3 separate regions of the Homo sapiens genome follow, and all the other regions are linked to region 1. Evidence: chromatin loops called from intact Hi-C (ENCODE). Cell type or tissue: OCI-LY7. All regions are shown on one strand. Each heading gives the region's core, and the rest is flanking DNA. Links, peaks and the distances in the headings are about the cores only. Region 1 has its middle 21 kb from the start of ATRAID. Region 2 overlaps KHK (ketohexokinase). Region 3 overlaps TRIM54 (tripartite motif containing 54).

The links. Hi-C counts contacts between places; a loop is a spot of excess contacts. Peaks named below come from ENCODE experiments on the same cell type or tissue, not always from the same donor. Only the 100,000 strongest peaks of a DNase experiment are listed, where the experiment ranks them.
Region 2: it touches region 1 in a loop (11-fold over the local background); 89 of 110 quality-filtered maps call a loop at or near these places.
Region 3: it touches region 1 in a loop (2.8-fold over the local background); 3 of 110 quality-filtered maps call a loop at or near these places.

What each region holds. Positions count from the first base shown.
Region 1 is chr2:27,188,466-27,194,193 of GRCh38, forward strand. No RefSeq gene overlaps it. Among named protein-coding and RNA genes, the nearest start is that of ATRAID, 21 kb to the right of the region's middle. In OCI-LY7, for the core only: a CTCF peak has its summit at 3,253 (motif pointing left); a DNase peak (open chromatin) is centred at 3,256; H3K4me3 peaks cover 560 bases; H3K27ac peaks cover 2,298 bases.
Region 2 is chr2:27,095,996-27,101,723 of GRCh38, forward strand. It overlaps KHK (ketohexokinase), which reads left to right. Exons shown (of 8, transcript NM_006488.3): 4 at 734-806; 5 at 1,508-1,654; 6 at 3,201-3,289; 7 at 3,425-3,582; 8 at 3,670-4,767. The coding sequence ends at 3,755. CGREF1 (cell growth regulator with EF-hand domain 1) reads right to left here. Exons shown (of 6, transcript NM_006569.6): 6 at 4,599-5,728. The coding sequence ends at 5,279. Among named protein-coding and RNA genes, the nearest start is that of KHK, 12 kb to the left of the region's middle. RefSeq lists enhancers at 3,045-3,888, 5,494-5,728 and a silencer at 5,608-5,728. In OCI-LY7, for the core only: CTCF peaks have their summits at 2,784 (motif pointing right), 2,991 and 4,312 (motif pointing right); DNase peaks (open chromatin) are centred at 426 and 2,806; H3K4me3 peaks cover 699 bases.
Region 3 is chr2:27,289,357-27,295,084 of GRCh38, forward strand. The region is part of intron 1 of TRIM54 (tripartite motif containing 54); the gene reads left to right. Among named protein-coding and RNA genes, the nearest start is that of TRIM54, 9.8 kb to the left of the region's middle. In OCI-LY7, for the core only: CTCF peaks have their summits at 2,844 and 3,046; DNase peaks (open chromatin) are centred at 1,415, 2,455, 2,815 and 4,185; H3K4me3 peaks cover 1,945 bases; H3K27ac peaks cover 4,096 bases.

The sequences.
Region 1 (5,728 bases), core at 195-5,194:
TCCTAGCATTTTGGGAGGCCGAGGTGGGCAGATCACAAGGTCAAGAGTTTGAGACCAGCCAGACCAACATGGAGAAACCCCGTCTCTACTAAAAGTACAAAACTAGCCGGGCATGGTGGCGCATGCCTGTAATCCCAGTTACTCGGGAGGCTGAGGCAGGAGAGTCTCTTGAACCTGGGAGGTGGAGGTTGCAGTGAGCCGAGATCGTGCCATTGCACTCCAGCCTGAGCAACAAGAGAGAAAATTCCGTCTCAAAAAAAAAAGAAGTTAGAAAAACATACCAAGTAAACAACTAACCAAAGAGAAACATATTATGTTGATATTCAAAAATAAATCTTATCATCCCCTTTTCCTTTCTACCATAGAATAGAATTGAAAGTTCAGAAAGCAGCCTTTTTGTGTGTGGTCTACTGATTTTCAGTGAGGGTGCCAAGACAATTGAATGGGGAAAAATGGTCCCTTCAACAAATTGTTTTGGGACTACTGGATACATGCTTGCCAAAAAATGAAGTTAGGTGACTACCTCACACCATATACCAAAATTAATTCAAAACAGACTACAGGCGAGGGGATCGCTTGAATCCAGAAGTTTGAGACCAGCCTAGGCAACATGGTGAACTCCTATCTCCACAAAAAATTTAAAAATTAGCCAGGCATGGTGGCTTGCATCTGTGGTCCCCACTACTCAGGAAGCTGAGGTGGGAAGATCACCTGAGCCCAGGAGGTTGAGGCTGCAGTGAGCCATGATCACATCACTGTACCCCAGCCTGAGCAACAGAGTGAAACCCTGTCAAAAAAAAAAAAAAAGGGCCAGGCCTGGTGGCTCATGCCTGTAATCCTAGCACTTTGGGAGGCTGAGGTGGGAGGATCACGAGTTCAGGAGATTGAGACCAGCCTGACCAACATGGTGAAACCCCGTCTCTACTAAAAATACAAAAATTAGCCAGGCATGGTGGCACACGCCTGTAATCCCAGCTACTTGGGAGGCTGAGGCAGGAGAATCGCTTGAATCCGTGAGGTGGAGGTTGCAGTGAGCTGAGATCACGCCACTGCACTCCAGCCTGGGCGACAGAGTGAGACTCCATCTCGAAAAAAAAAAGAAAAAAAAACAGTAAGGGAAATTGTGTGCCCAGGGAGAGAAGGTATATGCGAACTCCCTGTACTCTCCTATCAATTAAAAAAACAAAAACAAAAACAAAAAAAAACTAAAACTGCTCTAAAAATAAGAATAAAATACAAGAAAGAAAACCCCTACAATGAGAACCACTTCATACCTACTAAGATAAAAAAAAAAGATGGACACTAACAAGAGTTGACAAGAATTTGGAGAAATAGAAACTTTGTTTGTTTGTTTGTTTGTTTGTTTTTTGAGACAGTCTCGCTTTGTCGCCCAGGCTGGAGCGAGTGGCGCGATCTCCGCTCACTGCAAGCTCCGCCTCCCAGGTTCAGGCCATTCTCCTGCCTCAGCCTCCCGAGTAGCTGGGACTACAAGCGCCCACCACAACGCCCGGCTAATTGTTTGTATTTTTAGTAGAGGCAGGGTTTCACTGTGTTAGCAAGGATGGTCTCATCTCCCGACCTCGTGATCCGCCCACCTTGGCCTCCCAAAGGAAATAGGAACTCTTATAAGTTTGCTGCTGGGAATGTAAAGTTTGCAGTCACTCTGGAAAACAGTCTGCTAATTCCTCAAAAGGCTAAACGTAATTACCACATGACCCAGCAATTCCGCTCCTAGGTATATAACTAAGAGAAATGAAAACGTATCCACACAAAAACCTGTACATGAATGTTCATTGCAGCATTATTCATAATAGCCAAAAATGGAAACAACCCAAATGTCCATGAACTGATGAATGGATAAACAAAATGTAGTACACATCCATGCAATGGAAAATTATCAGCCGGGTGCAGTGGCTCACGCCTGTAATCCCAACACTTTGGGAGGCCAAGGTGGGTGGATCATGAGGTCAAGAGATTGAGACCATCCTGGCCAACATGGTGAAACCCTGTCCCTACTAAAAATACAAAAATTAGCCAGGCGTGGTGGCGCACGCCTGTAGTCCCAGCTACTCGGGAGGCTGAGGCAGGAGAATCACTTGAACTCAGGAAGCAGAGGTTGCAGTGAGCTGAGATTACGCCACTGCACTCCAGCCTGGGTGACAGTGAGACTCCATCTCAAAAAAAAAAAAACACAAAACAAAGAAAATTATCAAAATATAGTACACCTTTTTTTTTTTTTGAGACGGAGTCTCACTCTTGTCGCCCAGGATGGAGTGCAGTGGCGCACTCTCGGCTCACTGCAACCTCTGCCTCCCAGGTTCAAGTGATTCTCCTGCCCCAGCTTCCCGAGTAGCTGGGATTACAGGTGCCCACCACCACCCCTGGCTAATTTTTTGTATTTTTAGTAGAGACAGGGTTTCACCATGTTGGTCAGGCTGGTCTTGAACTCCTGACCTCAGGTGATCCACCCGCCTCGGCCTCCCAAAGTGCTGGGATTACAGGCGTGAGCCACCACACCTGGCCCAAAATGTAGTACATCTACAATGTAAAGGAATGAAGTCCTGATGTATGCTACAACATGGATAAACCTTGAAAACATTACGGTAAGTGAAGAAGTCAGGCACAAAAGGCCACATATGTTATGATTCCATTTACATAAAGTGTTCAGAATAGAAATCCCTAGCATCAGAAAGTCCCACACCCGCAGTGTCACTGGAGACCACGTAGGAAGCACTCCTCCCCAGCCACGGTGTGTCAGCAGAGGCTAGTGGGGAGCCTGAACTTAACACCCCTGCCCAAATGTAATGAGGTGCTCCTCCCAGGGTGTTAATGGGGGCTCTGTGGGGAACCTGGCCTTCTGCTCCCACCTGATAACAACAAGGTGATTAGAATACCTGTACAATCAGCAAACACAGATTTGAGAAAAAAACACAACTGATTCTTGGCAACCCAGTGGGAGAGTCACGTGTGTGCGATTGCTTCAGAGTAGCCACTAGCTGTGGGATTTCAGTGGGCTTTGCCCACTGGTCAGTATGTTTTGCAGAGTAAATGGAAAGCTTCTTTCAATCTGTCGAGGTGATTAAACCAGGTTGGTTAGGATCACTACTGCATTTCTACATGCAAATAATGCAAGTTAATTGAACCTTAATAATCTGAGCCTGCTTGCCATTTTGAAATAACAGTGCCTATGCAAAGACTGAGAGGGGAGCTCACTATAAGCACCATCCATACTTTGGATATTGGGGACCCCTTGTGGACAATTCAGACAGAGCGAGGGCTCTCTGAGATTGCCTGTCAAAAGCAAGTAACCAAAATTCACACATGAAAAACTGAATGGAAAGCCACACAGATGTGGCACTCACGTCGTTCAGGAAAAGCAGTTTCTCTGCTGTTGTCATGTGAGACAATCAAATTAGTCTATAAGTTTAATACAATCCTAATAAAATCTTAATAGGGTTTTAAAATTGGAATTGGAGAATTCTGATTCTCTTTTGGAAGAGAAATGTTCAATAACAGCCAAAAAAAAAAAATCTTTAAAAAGATTATGAGTAGGAATTTTCCCTGCCATATATGAAAATGTAGATCTAAATATACAGAAAGTTTATAAATATAAATCGATTTTGCAATATAAATGTAGCTTATGATAGTGGTGGCATTTAAGGTCTCGAAGGAAGAGTGGTTTTTTCAATAAATTGTATGAAATAATTGGCTATCCACTGAAGGAAAAAATAACATTAGATTGAATCTTCTACCCCATCACATCAAACACAGGTGGTAAAACGATTAAACATTTAGAGAAAAAAGTTGAAATATTAAATATTTAAACTATATTTTATTAATATTGGGGTAGTAAATGCCTTCCTCAACAAAATACAAAACCCAGGAGCTGGGTCGGGAGCGGTGGCTGGGCCAGGGACGGTGGCTTATGCCTGTAATCCCAGCACTTTGGGAGGCCGAGGTGGGTGGATCACGAGGTCAGGAGATGGAGACCTCCTGACCAACATGGTGAAACCCCGTCTCTACTAAAAATACAAAAAAAATTAGCCGAGCATGGTGGCGGGCGCCTGCAGTCTCAGCTACTCGGGAGGCTGAGGCAGGAGAATGGCGTGAACTCGGGAGGCGGAGCTTGCAGTGAGCCAAGATCGCGCCACTGCACTCCAGCCTGGGCGACAGAGTGAGACTCCGTCTCAAAAAAAAAAAAAAAAAAAAAAAAAAATTAGCCAGGCATGGTGGTGTGCGCCTGTAATCCCAGCTACTCCAGAGGTTGAGGCAGGAGAATCACTTGATCCCGGGAGGCAGAGGTTGCAGTGAGCCGAGATCGCTCCACTGCACTCCAGCCTGGGCAATAGAGCAAGACTCCATCTCAAAAACAAACAAACAATGGGAGCTATAAAAGACTGAGAGATTTGCGTTCATAAAATTTAAAACTTGAGTTAAAAGAAATACTAAAATAATCAAATTTAAAGGAAAAGGGAGTGAGGGGAAAAAACTGTTGACGAAATTACTATTCAGAACATATACAGAGTTCTGACAATGTTTTAAATTGACAAAGGATGTGACCAGGAAGTTGACAGAAAAATCTAAATCAAAAAAGAAGAAAAAGGAGGAGGAGAAAAGAAAGAGAAAAAAAGAGAAAGGTGCTCAAACTCAATACTAATCAAACAAAGCAAATTAAATGAGATTTTCTTTTTTGCCCATCAGATTATTGAACATTTAAGATAGCCCATCTAAAGCCACAGTTTTTGCTATGTGATGCTCTAGCTGCAGTACATTTTTAAAGGATTTATAATTTCCAGTGTGATTTTCTCTTTAATGCAGATGTTATTTAGGAGTATTTTTAAATTTCCTGATGTATAGGGCTTTAAGAAATACTTTGGCCGGGTGCAATGACTCACACCTGTAATCCTAGCACTTTGGGAGGCCAAGGTGGGCAGATTGTTTGAGCCTAGGAGTCTGAGACCAGCCCGGGCAATATGGTAAGATAAGACCTGCATCTCTGCAAAGAAAATTCAAAAGTATTAGCCAAGAGTGGTGGTGTGCACCTGTAGTCCCAGGTACTCAGGAGGCTGAGGTAGGAGGACCACTGGAGCCCAGGAGGTTAAGGCTGCAGTGAGCCATGATTGCACCATTGCACTCCAGTCTGGGTGACACAATGAGACCCTGTCTCAAGAAAAAGGAAGGAAAGAAGGAAGGAAGGAAGGAAGGAAGGAAGGAAGGAAGGAAGGAAGGAAGGGAGGGAGGGATTGATTTTAGTATTAGTAATACTGGAATTGTTCTTGTATTACTAATACTAAAATATTATCCTTTATAAATTGTATAAAAAGGCATAGAAATTCTGTGATAGCCATGTCTAAATCAAAAAGAATTTAAAAAAAAAAAGCATACAGAGATAAGAGATCAGGCCCCTCTTACCCCTGTCTCCCTTCCTGCTGGCCCCTCTCTCAGCCAGTGATCATTGTTAGTTTCTTCTATAGTACTCTAGAGATAGTTTATGCATATGCAAACAAGTGCTGACATATTTTATTTTATTTTTTGAGATGGAGTCACGCTCTGTTGCCCAGGCTGGAGTGCAGTGGTGCAATCTTGGCTCACTGCAAGCTCCGCCTCGCAGGTTCACGCCATTCTCCTGCCTCAGTCCCCCAAGTAGCTGGGACTACAGCCACCTGCAACCACGCCTGGCTAATTTTTTGTATTTTTAGTAAAGACAGGGTTTCACCGTGTTAGCCAG
Region 2 (5,728 bases), core at 301-5,300, 92 kb before region 1:
CTGCAGCAGGCTGCAAGGGGGCTGGGGGTTTCAGCCCCATTTATCAATGTGGAAGTTGCCTCCCAAAGGCCCGGGCAGATCACACAGCTATAGTTAAGTGGAAGGACTCGGCTACAGAACGTGGAGCGGGGACTTTGGCTGAGTTGAGGTCTCTGGCTCAGGAGGGTCAAGGCAGACCTCTATCGGGAGTCCCCTTTCCTAAACCGGCCAAACACAAACTCTTCCTCAAGTGCTACCTTGACCTCAGGGTTGCAACGGGGAGCTATTAAACGCAGGACAGGGGTGCCATAGGTAAACCCCAACGCTGGGGCGCCAGAAGTGAGGGGGACCAGACAGCCCAGGCAGGGGGTCGCGGGCTTTATACTTTCCCAGGGCTCTGCCTGTGGGAGCCGTGTGCTGCTGCAAGGGATTCTGGGAAGTGTAGGCTTGGCGCTCTCAGTGCATTCTGGGAGATGCAGTCTCCAAGGCACACAGACCTTGCCAGTTGACATGTGTTGCAGTTCAGTTTACCGAGATAATTTAATCACAACCTCAAACTCAGGAAAGGGCACCCCAGCAGACTGTAACAGGGACAACCCTGGAGCTGAGCCTGAGAATCCTGTGCTGTGGATCCAGCTTCCTGTCATGCTGCCAGCAGTGCAGGCACAGGGTCCACAGCTGCCAGTTAGAGATCCTGGCTCTGCCTGACCCCATCATGCTCCTTCTTCTCTGTCTTTTCCATCCTGTGACCTAGGAGCCTGCCAGATGTGTCTGCTACAGACTTTGAGAAGGTTGATCTGACCCAGTTCAAGTGGATCCACATTGAGGTAAGCCCTGCCTTACCTGTGTTTCAAGGGGCTCAACCTGCCAGCCTCCTCCACATGTTCTGCCTCCTTGGTTTCTTTGAATCATGAAGTACCTTAGAGATAAATGAACCCAACCCCCTCATTCTCTCTCCATCTTTCCTTATGTCTTCAGGTGAGAAAACTAAGGCCCAGAAAGATTAGATGACTTACTCAAGGTCACACAGCAGAACGTAAGCACAGCTGGCTCCAGGCAAAGTCCTGTGCTTTCTGTGCTACGGGCTGCCCCATTGCCTCCAACTCTGCCTCTGGCGGATGTCTGACTGCTTAGGGCCTGACCCATTACCTCTGGGGAAGCAGGAAGGACAGGGCCTGACTCAGCTCCCAAATAAAGGGAACTAGAGCCTTTACTCCAAGAGAGGTTTTGGAGTCTGGGTGGAAGGAAATCCTGAGAAGTCCTGAGTTCTAGCTCCATCATTTAACCTATGGTAGGTCTTTCACAGTATCTTTTATTCTTTAGTCTTCTCATCTGTGGAATGGAGTAGCTGGTTGATAAGGTCTTCAAAGTCCACGACAGCTCTGAATGTTGTAATTTAGGATGGGGTTCTAGCCCAGCCTCCCCGAGGCCCTCTCCCTCCTCACCCAGAGTTTCAGCGGGGCAGGAAGAATGAGGCAGATTGGCCAGGCAGTGCCCAGCGGTCCTGAGCTGCCCTGTCCTGTACCAGGGCCGGAACGCATCGGAGCAGGTGAAGATGCTGCAGCGGATAGACGCACACAACACCAGGCAGCCTCCAGAGCAGAAGATCCGGGTGTCCGTGGAGGTGGAGAAGCCACGAGAGGAGCTCTTCCAGCTGTTTGGCTACGGAGACGTGGTGGGTGCCCCATTCAGCCTCTCTTTGCCACTTCCAGCTAATTTGGTTCTTAAAGGGAGCCAGAATCCTTTTATCCTGCCTACCACAATTGGAATAGTGGTTCCTGGTTTGGTGGTGTTTGAAGATGGGGGATGGGGGTTAAAGCAAAGAAGTAGACCCCTAGCCTTGGGCTCCAGTGCAGGCCTCAGCAGTGAGCAAGGAGTAGAATGTCTCCACCCCAGGTGGGTGCATAGGTGTAAGAATGCCCAGAGGGCTTGGGTAGGGCTTAAACAGCCACAGGGCAAGCCTGTGTGGAAGCATCTCCTCTCTGGGGCTCCCCAGTCTTTTCCTCTGCAGAATGAGGGCACACAACTGTTCTCTGAGGTTTCTTCCAACTCAGGGGTGTCTGGCAGGTTGTGGGGGCTGCTAGGGTGAGGGAAGGGTGGGAAGGAGACTTGCATGAGTCTCTTTTTGAAAAGGCTGGATGTAAATGGAATTTGGGAAGTAATCCCAGCATCATAGCAGAAGTTGGTTGGAGACCATCCAGCCAAGGTCCTCAACCTTGTGACTTGTCCTCAACCTTGGCTGCATATTAAAAAAGATGAATGCAGGCCAAGTGTAGTGGCTCACACTTGTAATCCCAGAGCTTTGGGAAGCTGAGGTAGGAGGATTGCTTGATGCCAGGAGTCCAAGACCAGCCTGGACAACATAGCAAGACCCCTGTCTCTATGAAAATAAATTAGGCCAAGAGCAGTGACTCATACCTGTAATCCCAGCACCTTGGGAGGCCAATGCAGGAGGATCACTTCAGCCAGTCATTCAAGATTGCAAGACCCTGTCTCTATACAAAAAAAAAAAAAAAAAATTCCTGGCATGGTGGTGTGCACCCATAGTCCCAGCTACTCAGGAGGCTGAGGCAGGAGGATTGCAGTGCCTGAGCCCCACCATCTTGTTTTTGATTGGCAGGGGTAGAGCCAAGGCTTCGGTGTTTTGTTTTTTGTTTTTACCAAAACTTTCTCTGGAGATTCTAAAGTGTAGGTAGTGTTGAGGGAGCCTCTTTGTTTTCCAGATGAAGAAACCATACCTAGAGGACATAGTTGTGGGAAAAACCAGCAAAACTGCTCCAGGGAGCCAGCATGGCGGTGGTAGATTCCACCCCAAGGTGGCGCTCAAGGCTTTCTGTGGGTTTTCAATCCATTGATCAGAGAACAAACGGACCAGGCCTTTTGTTTTACAATTTACAAGGCTGTATTCTATTATATATAAGCATCGATAAAAATATGCTTCTGGCCAGGTGCAGTGACTCACACCTGTAATCCCAGAAATTTTGGGAGGCTGAGGCAGGAAGATCATATGGGGCCAGGAGTTCAAGACCAGCCTCAGGGAGACCATCTTCACAAAAAATAAAGAAAAAAGAAAACCACGTTCCCGTGGGACAGTGAGATGCTACGTTGGGGATCTATGTGGACATGTTGGGGGAGTCGTGTTGTAATGGGGGCAACGCTAGGCTGCTGTTGGTGAATGACGAGTTAGAAGTGACCACCAGCTTCTCTTCCACTGCCCACAGGTGTTTGTCAGCAAAGATGTGGCCAAGCACTTGGGGTTCCAGTCAGCAGAGGAAGCCTTGAGGGGCTTGTATGGTCGTGTGAGGAAAGGGTGAGCCGGGGAAGCCAGGAAGGGGCTTTAGAAGGTACAGGATGAGCCTGGACTCCAGGAGTCCGCCCTGGAGCTGGGAGGATGGCTGGGGGGACGGGGTGGGCTAACACCCAGCTGAGTGGAGCCGTCTTGCAGGGCTGTGCTTGTCTGTGCCTGGGCTGAGGAGGGCGCCGACGCCCTGGGCCCTGATGGCAAATTGCTCCACTCGGATGCTTTCCCGCCACCCCGCGTGGTGGATACACTGGGAGCTGGAGACACCTTCAATGCCTCCGTCATCTTCAGCCTCTCCCAGGGTGAGTATGGCAGCAGGAGGGGAAAAGGACTGGGACCTGTCCCTGCCCCAAACACCTGGCTGACCTAGCTACTTGCCCCTCCTCCAGGGAGGAGCGTGCAGGAAGCACTGAGATTCGGGTGCCAGGTGGCCGGCAAGAAGTGTGGCCTGCAGGGCTTTGATGGCATCGTGTGAGAGCAGGTGCCGGCTCCTCACACACCATGGAGACTACCATTGCGGCTGCATCGCCTTCTCCCCTCCATCCAGCCTGGCGTCCAGGTTGCCCTGTTCAGGGGACAGATGCAAGCTGTGGGGAGGACTCTGCCTGTGTCCTGTGTTCCCCACAGGGAGAGGCTCTGGGGGGATGGCTGGGGGATGCAGAGCCTCAGAGCAAATAAATCTTCCTCAGAGCCAGCTTCTCCTCTCAATGTCTGAACTGCTCTGGCTGGGCATTCCTGAGGCTCTGACTCTTCGATCCTCCCTCTTTGTGTCCATTCCCCAAATTAACCTCTCCGCCCAGGCCCAGAGGAGGGGCTGCCTGGGCTAGAGCAGCGAGAAGTGCCCTGGGCTTGCCACCAGCTCTGCCCTGGCTGGGGAGGACACTCGGTGCCCCACACCCAGTGAACCTGCCAAAGAAACCGTGAGAGCTCTTCGGGGCCCTGCGTTGTGCAGACTCTATTCCCACAGCTCAGAAGCTGGGAGTCCACACCGCTGAGCTGAACTGACAGGCCAGTGGGGGGCAGGGGTGCGCCTCCTCTGCCCTGCCCACCAGCCTGTGATTTGATGGGGTCTTCATTGTCCAGAAATACCTCCTCCCGCTGACTGCCCCAGAGCCTGAAAGTCTCACCCTTGGAGCCCACCTTGGAATTAAGGGCGTGCCTCAGCCACAAATGTGACCCAGGATACAGAGTGTTGCTGTCCTCAGGGAGGTCCGATCTGGAACACATATTGGAATTGGGGCCAACTCCAATATAGGGTGGGTAAGGCCTTATAATGTAAAGAGCATATAATGTAAAGGGCTTTAGAGTGAGACAGACCTGGATTAAAATCTGCCATTTAATTAGCTGCATATCACCTTAGGGTACAGCACTTAACGCAATCTGCCTCAATTTCTTCATCTGTCAAATGGAACCAATTCTGCTTGGCTACAGAATTATTGTGAGGATAAAATCATATATAAAATGCCCAGCATGATGCCTGATGTGTACAAGGCTCTCAAAAAGTTCTAGTGATGATTAATATTACTGGGGATGGGGTCACCTGCCCTGAGCTGCAGGAGAGCATGGGGTGTCTGAACACCAGGTGAGGGGGAACCGGTGAGGGTTTGGGGCCCAGGGATAGACTGAGCTTTCCTCACTGGGTCCTCTGCAGCCGGCCATGGCTAGCACCATGCGCTCTGCTGCCGGAGCACCGTGAGGCCCAGAAACACTGGGCAGGCGGCATCCCTGTCCTTTCGGTCCCCAACCCCGTTCCTCTGAGAGGGTCTGGGCAGGCTGGACGGGTAGAGAGGTGGCCGGGGGGATGAATTCATTCAGTTCTTTATTGGTAATCTGCCCCTTAACTTAGGGTCTCCCTGAGCTGCACAGAAAGACCTGATACCTACTGGGACCAGGCAGGGGGCACAGAGATGGTCCTTGTCCCAGCGTACATTTCCCCTGCCCACTTCAGGGCTTATGTTCTGGCACTGAGACTTCGTGGGGTACCTGTATCTTCAAGATCTAGATCTCATCATTCTCCACTTGAACAATGTGCACCTCAAAGTCATTTTGGGTGTTCTTAGACTCCAGTGTTTCCCCTGGAAGTTCCTTGGCCTCCTCTCCATTCTCCCTGGCCTCTGCCTGGCCCCCAGCTTCCCCTCTGGGCCCGGGGGCATCTCCTTCAGCCTCTGCCTGGCCCCCAGCTTCCCCTCTGGGCCCGGGGGCATCTCCTTCAGCCTCTGCCTGGCCCCCAGCTTCCCCTCTGGGCCCAGGGGCATCTCCTTTAGCCTCTGCCTGGCCCTCAGCTTCCCCTCTGGGCCCTGGAACATCTCCATCAGCCTCTGCCTGGCCCCCAGGCTCCTGGACAGGATCCAAAGACTCCCTTCTGGCCTCTACCTGGCCCTTTGCTTCTTCTCTGGGACCAGGGGCTTCCTGTGTTTCTTGTCTTAATGGGCTTTTAGCTAATAGGGA
Region 3 (5,728 bases), core at 431-5,430, 100 kb after region 1:
CCAAGGCTGGAGTGCAATGGCGTGATCTCAGCTCACCACAACCTCTGCCTCCCGGGTTCAAGCAATTCTCCTGCCTCAGCCTCCCAAGTCGCTGGGATTACAGACACATGCCACCACACCTGGCTAATTTTGTATTTTTAGTAGAGACAGGGTTTCTCCATGTTGGTCAGGCTGGTCTCAAAACTCCTGACCTCTGGTGATCTGCCCGCCTCGGCCTCCCAGAGTGCTGGGATTACAGGCATGAGCCACTGCACATGGCCAGATTTTACTCTTTTTATGTGTAAAGGATAGATAAGCATGCGGTACATAAACAGATACATCTATGATATTAATATTTAATGAGGGGGATGGGAGCTATTGGGGGAAATGTCTAAAAAGGATCCTGAGCAGTGGCACACACCTGCAGTCTCAGGTACTCAGGAGGCTGAAGCAGGAGGATCGCTTGAGCCTAGGAGTTTGAGGCCAGCCTGAGCAACATAGTGAGACACTATCTCTCTCTTTCTCTTTTTTTTTTTTTTTTTTTTTTTTTTTTTGAGACAGAGTCTCGCTCAGTAGCCCAGGCTGGAGTGCGGTGGCTTGATTTCGGCTCACTGCAACCTCCACCTCCCAGGTTCAAGTGATTCTCATGCCTCAGCTTCCCGAGTAGCTGGGATTACAGGTGCAAGCTACCATGCCTGGCTAATTTTTGTATTTTTAGTAGAGACAGGGTCTCATCATGTTGGCCAGGCTGGTCTCAAACTCCTGACCTCAAGTGATCCACCCACCTCGGCCTTCCAAAGTTCTAGAATTACAGGTGTGAGCCACCGTGCTATCTTTTTAAGAGACACTATCTCTTAAAAAAAATTTTTTTAATTAAAAAGTCTCCCAGAGGGGACAATAATGAAGAAAGCTTTGGAAACACTGGAATATAATCACCAAAATATTTAAAGCACATTTGATGGAGTAATACATGTGCTTCTTAACTAACACATTAAAGAATGAGGTCTAGCAGTGAGTCTGAACTGCTGTAATTTAGAAGTAGTGATAAGCAGCCGGGCCCAGTGGCTCATGCCTGTAATCCCAGCACTATGGGAGGGAGAGGCGGGCAGATCACGAGGTCAGGAGATGGAGACCATCCTGGCTAACACGGTGAAACCCCGTCTCTACTAAAAATCAAAAAATTAGCCGGGCATGGTGGCGGGCGCCTAGCTGAGGCAAGAGAATCGCTTGAACCCAGGAGGTAGAAGTTGCAGTGAGCCGAGATTGTGCCACTGCATCCTAGCCTGGGTGACAGAGCAAGACTCCATCTAAAAATAAATAAATAAATAAAGAAGTAATGATAAGCATACATTATTTTTTGAAATTTTAGCAACAACTGTAATGCGATATGAAAACAGCTGTGATTTCCGTTGGTGACAAAGTCACGGGCTGCTAAAACTGCTGTGGTTTTGTGCTGCTTCCCCTATATTGTGCTCCATTAAATGCTTCTGTTAAAAACCAGAGATGTTACCTATAAGGGGCAACAATTTGACCCATATAGCCAGTATAGAAGACTTTCTCAAAGTAGCCACTCAACATTTGCAAAAGGTTTGGAACACAAGTCAGACAAATTTTGGTAGAGAAAGTCAGGAAATGGTTAGCAAATTTCATTCTTATTTCACCTTCCTGATTTTTGCCATAGCTGTGTACTACCTGTACTATAATTTAATAGTTCTATTTTAAAACACTCACTTTTAGGCTAGGTGCACTGGCTCACACCTATAATCCCAGAACTTTGGGAGGCCAAGGTAGGCAGATCACTTGAGTTCAGGAGTTTGAGAGCAGCCTGGCCAACATGGTGAAACCCTGTCTCTACTAAAATATAAAGAAATTAGCTGGGCATGGTGGTGAACGCCTATAGTCCCAGCTACTCAGGAGGCTGAGGCTGGAGAATCACTTGAGCCCGGGAAGCAGAGGTTGCAGTGAGCCGAGATCGTGCCACTGCATTCTAGCCTGGGCTACAGGAGTGAAACCCTGTCGCAAAACAAAAACAAACAAACAAAAAATGACTTTTAAACCTTAAATATTTACTTTATCCTTATTCTATACAATGTAATCCATGAAAAATTGTCAGTTTTTTGTGGACTGTTTTTTTCCTAATATGCATTAGAATTAACACATAAAAAATCTTGAACATCCATCCCCATACCACCTCCAATCTTCATGCTTGTCATCAGTATTATACCATATTTTGGGAAACACAATGAGGGCGTCTAAGCAATATGAGCCAGAGGCCCTGGAAAGTCTGAAGGATAAATTTTACTATTTTATTACAAGTCAAATGTAGTCTTAATGCCAAAAAGCACATGTATGTAAATATTGGCCAGAAAGACTAGCAAAGGAAGTGGGGTTAGGATTTGGCTGGGGGCTAGCATTGCTGAAGCAATCACAGAAGGGAAGGGCTGCCCTGGAGATTAAGATGAAAGCCAGCCAGGCCCGACGGAGATATGGCAGGAGAAATTGGACTTGTGAATCAGGAGGGGACTCTGGGACTGGGGGATGAAAGCTACACGCAAAATACGGGACTGTGGTGTCAGCAGCAGGGAGCAGCACCAGCCCTGAGCAAGACGGTGGGAAAGCAGAGGTGCAGCCTCTCCCCACCGCCCTGCACCCTGAGCTCACACACTCCCGATTTCTCTCTCCCAAGACAGGAACTTTTCAAAGGACTTGGGTTGGACTGCCTGAGTACTGATGCCTCTTAGCCTTCTGGGCTCCAGAATAAATGCAATGACTAACCAATGCGATGAGCTGCTAAAGAAATTGCTTTGGCAGGTGGGAGGGTGTTGAAGAGGTGGTGTTAGTGTGCCTCCCTCAGGTCAAGTCCTGAAGTCAGTTCTGGCTGTGGGGAGTTTGAAGGAAGACATTGGCCAAGATAGCCCAAGTCCTGATTACTTTTTTCTTTCTAAAAATTGTAAGCTTGGCATGGGGTCTCACCCCTGAAATTCCAGCACTTTGGGAGGCTGAGGTAGGAGGATCGCTTGAGGCCAGGAGTTTGACATCAGCCTGGGCAACTAGCAAGACCCTATCTCTGCAGAAACTTTTTTTAAAAATTAGCTGGGCATGGTGGCACACCTGCAGTCCCAGCCACTTGGGAGGCTGAGGTGAGAGGATCCCTCGATCCCAGGAAGTTGAGACGACAGAGAGAGAGATCTTGTCTCAAAAAATTTTTTTTAATTTTTGTAAAATGCACATAACATGAAATGTACCACCTTAACCTTTTAAATGTACAGTTCAATGGCATTACATACATTTACATTGTTGTGAAACTGTCACCACTATCCATCCCCAGAACTTTATCACCACCCCAAACTGAAACCCCACACCCCTTAAACAATACCTCCCTACTCCCCCTCCTTCCAGCAACTGGCAACCACCATCCATCCTATGCCAGGTACCTCATTTAAGAGGAATCATACAATATTTGTCCTTTTGTGTCTGGCTTATTTTGCTTAGCATAATGTCTTCAAGGTTTATCCATGTTACAGACTGCAGACCTGGTTACTTTTAGCTGATAATTTCTATTGCAATCTATGTGACTTTTATCAGCATCATCCATTCTCCTGTCAAATGTGGATTTTTTTTCTGTGTTGATATTTACTTGATTTCTTTCCTTAATTCTGCCAGCTCTCTTTTCTTCTCCAGTTTTGATCACTTATATCTCTTTGTTTTTGTTATTTCTTTTAAAATGGTATATCGAAATGGTATTGATTCTTGGAGTATCTGTCCCTTGTTTGTCAAGCTTTCTTTTTTCTTTTCTTTTTGTATTATCTGGTTTGCATCTTTTGTTGGATTCTGTCTGCTTATCACTCCCCTTTTATCAGGGTACTTTTATCTGGAGCTGAAGGTGAATTCCTGACTCAACCCACTGTGTTTATCTTGGCTTTCTTTCACTGTCCTCTTAAATATAAGCTGCCTGGTTGGATGTTGTCATTGGTTTTGCAATCTCTCTTTAGTTCTGTGCCTTCTTTGGTGAATAGAGGGGTATGACCTGAATTAATAGGTAGTTGAGTGTCTCAATTTGGTTGTGTTGTCTTGGAGTATTTTTCACGCAGAATCCGGTGATTTATCTACCATAGAGGCCCACACAGGTCCATGGGAGGAGGTCTCCCCTGAGATTTGAGCTATTTCCTCTCCATTTCACAGACAAACAGGTCATTCTGGTTGAAAGCAGGGCCCTTATAGAGCTCCATGGCACACAGGGTTTTAATTTGATGAGTCATCTTTTGTTGATCTTTGCTTAAATAGCTTTAGTCCACAGTTGCATAGTTGATTTTCAGGCTGTAGTTTCTTTCCTCTGTGAAGGTTTGAGGTTTGTTCCTTCATTACCCTTTTACTTTTTTTACTTAAAAAACAAAAACAAAAAACGGCCAGGTGAGGTGGCTCACACCTGTAATCCCAGCACTTTGGGAGGCCGAGGTGGGTGGATCACCTGAGGTCAGGAGTTCAAGACCAGCCTGGCCAACATGGGGAAACCCCATCTCTACTAAAAATGCAAAAAATTAGCCGGGCATGGTGGCACGTGCCTGTACTCCCAGCTACTCAGGAGGCTGAGGCAGGAGAATCGCTTGAACCCGGGAGGTGGAGGTGGCAGTGAGCCAAGATCCTGCCACTGCACTCCAGCCCGACGACAGAGTGAGACTCTGTCTCAAAAACAACAACAACAATAATAACAACAACAACAACAGTAAAAGAAACTGCCTCTGCCTGAGACTCAGAGAAATGAATATTAGCTCTAAGGGTTTTTTTGTTTTGTTTTTTGTTTGTTTTGTTTTTGAGACAGGTCTCCCTCTGTCACCCATGCTGTAGTGCAGTGGCATGATCACAGCTCACTGCAGCCTTGACTTCCTGGGCTCAAGTGATCCTCCCACCTCAGCCTCCCAAATACCTGGGACTAAAGGCATGAGCCATCTTGCTTTTTCTTCTTTTTGTAGAGACGTGGTTTCACTGTACTGCCCAGGCTGGTCTTGAACTCCTGCACTCAAGCCATCCTGCTGCCTTGACCTCCCAAAGTGTTGGGATTACAGTCATGAGCCACCGTGCACAGCCTGGCCTAAGTTTTATTGTGTCTGACAATGGAACACAATGATTATTAGGACAGGCTCTGGAGTCAGAGTGCCTAAGTTCCAGTACTGGCTTTGCCACCTATTAGCTCATGACCGTGTACAATTTATTTAATTTCACTGAGACACAATTTCCTCATCCTTGAAATGGGGCTAAGACTATTACCTACTTCAGGGCCAGGCATGGTGGCTCACGCCTGTAATCCCAGCACTTTGGGAGGCTGAGGTGGGCGGATCATGAGGTCAGGAGATTGAGACCATCTGGCCAACATGGTGAAACCCTGTCTCTACTAAAATACAAAAAAATTAGCCGGACATAGTGGCAGGCGCCTGTAGTCCCAGCTGCTTGGGAGGCTGAGGCAGGGGAATCGCTTGAACCCAGGAGATGGAGGTTGCAGTGAGCTGAGATTGCACCACTGCACTCCGGCCTGGGCGACAGAGCAAGACTCCATCTCAAAAAAAAAAAAAAAAAAAAAGAGTATTACCTACTTCAGGGTTGATATGAGGATTAAGTGAATTAATACAAATGAAAGACTTAGAGCAAATCCTGGCTCAGTAGATGTTAGCCATTATTATTCTATTTCTTGTAGACTAAGTTAGGAGTGATTGTTCACCTCCTCGACCATCTTTTTTTGTTTGTTTGTTTTTTG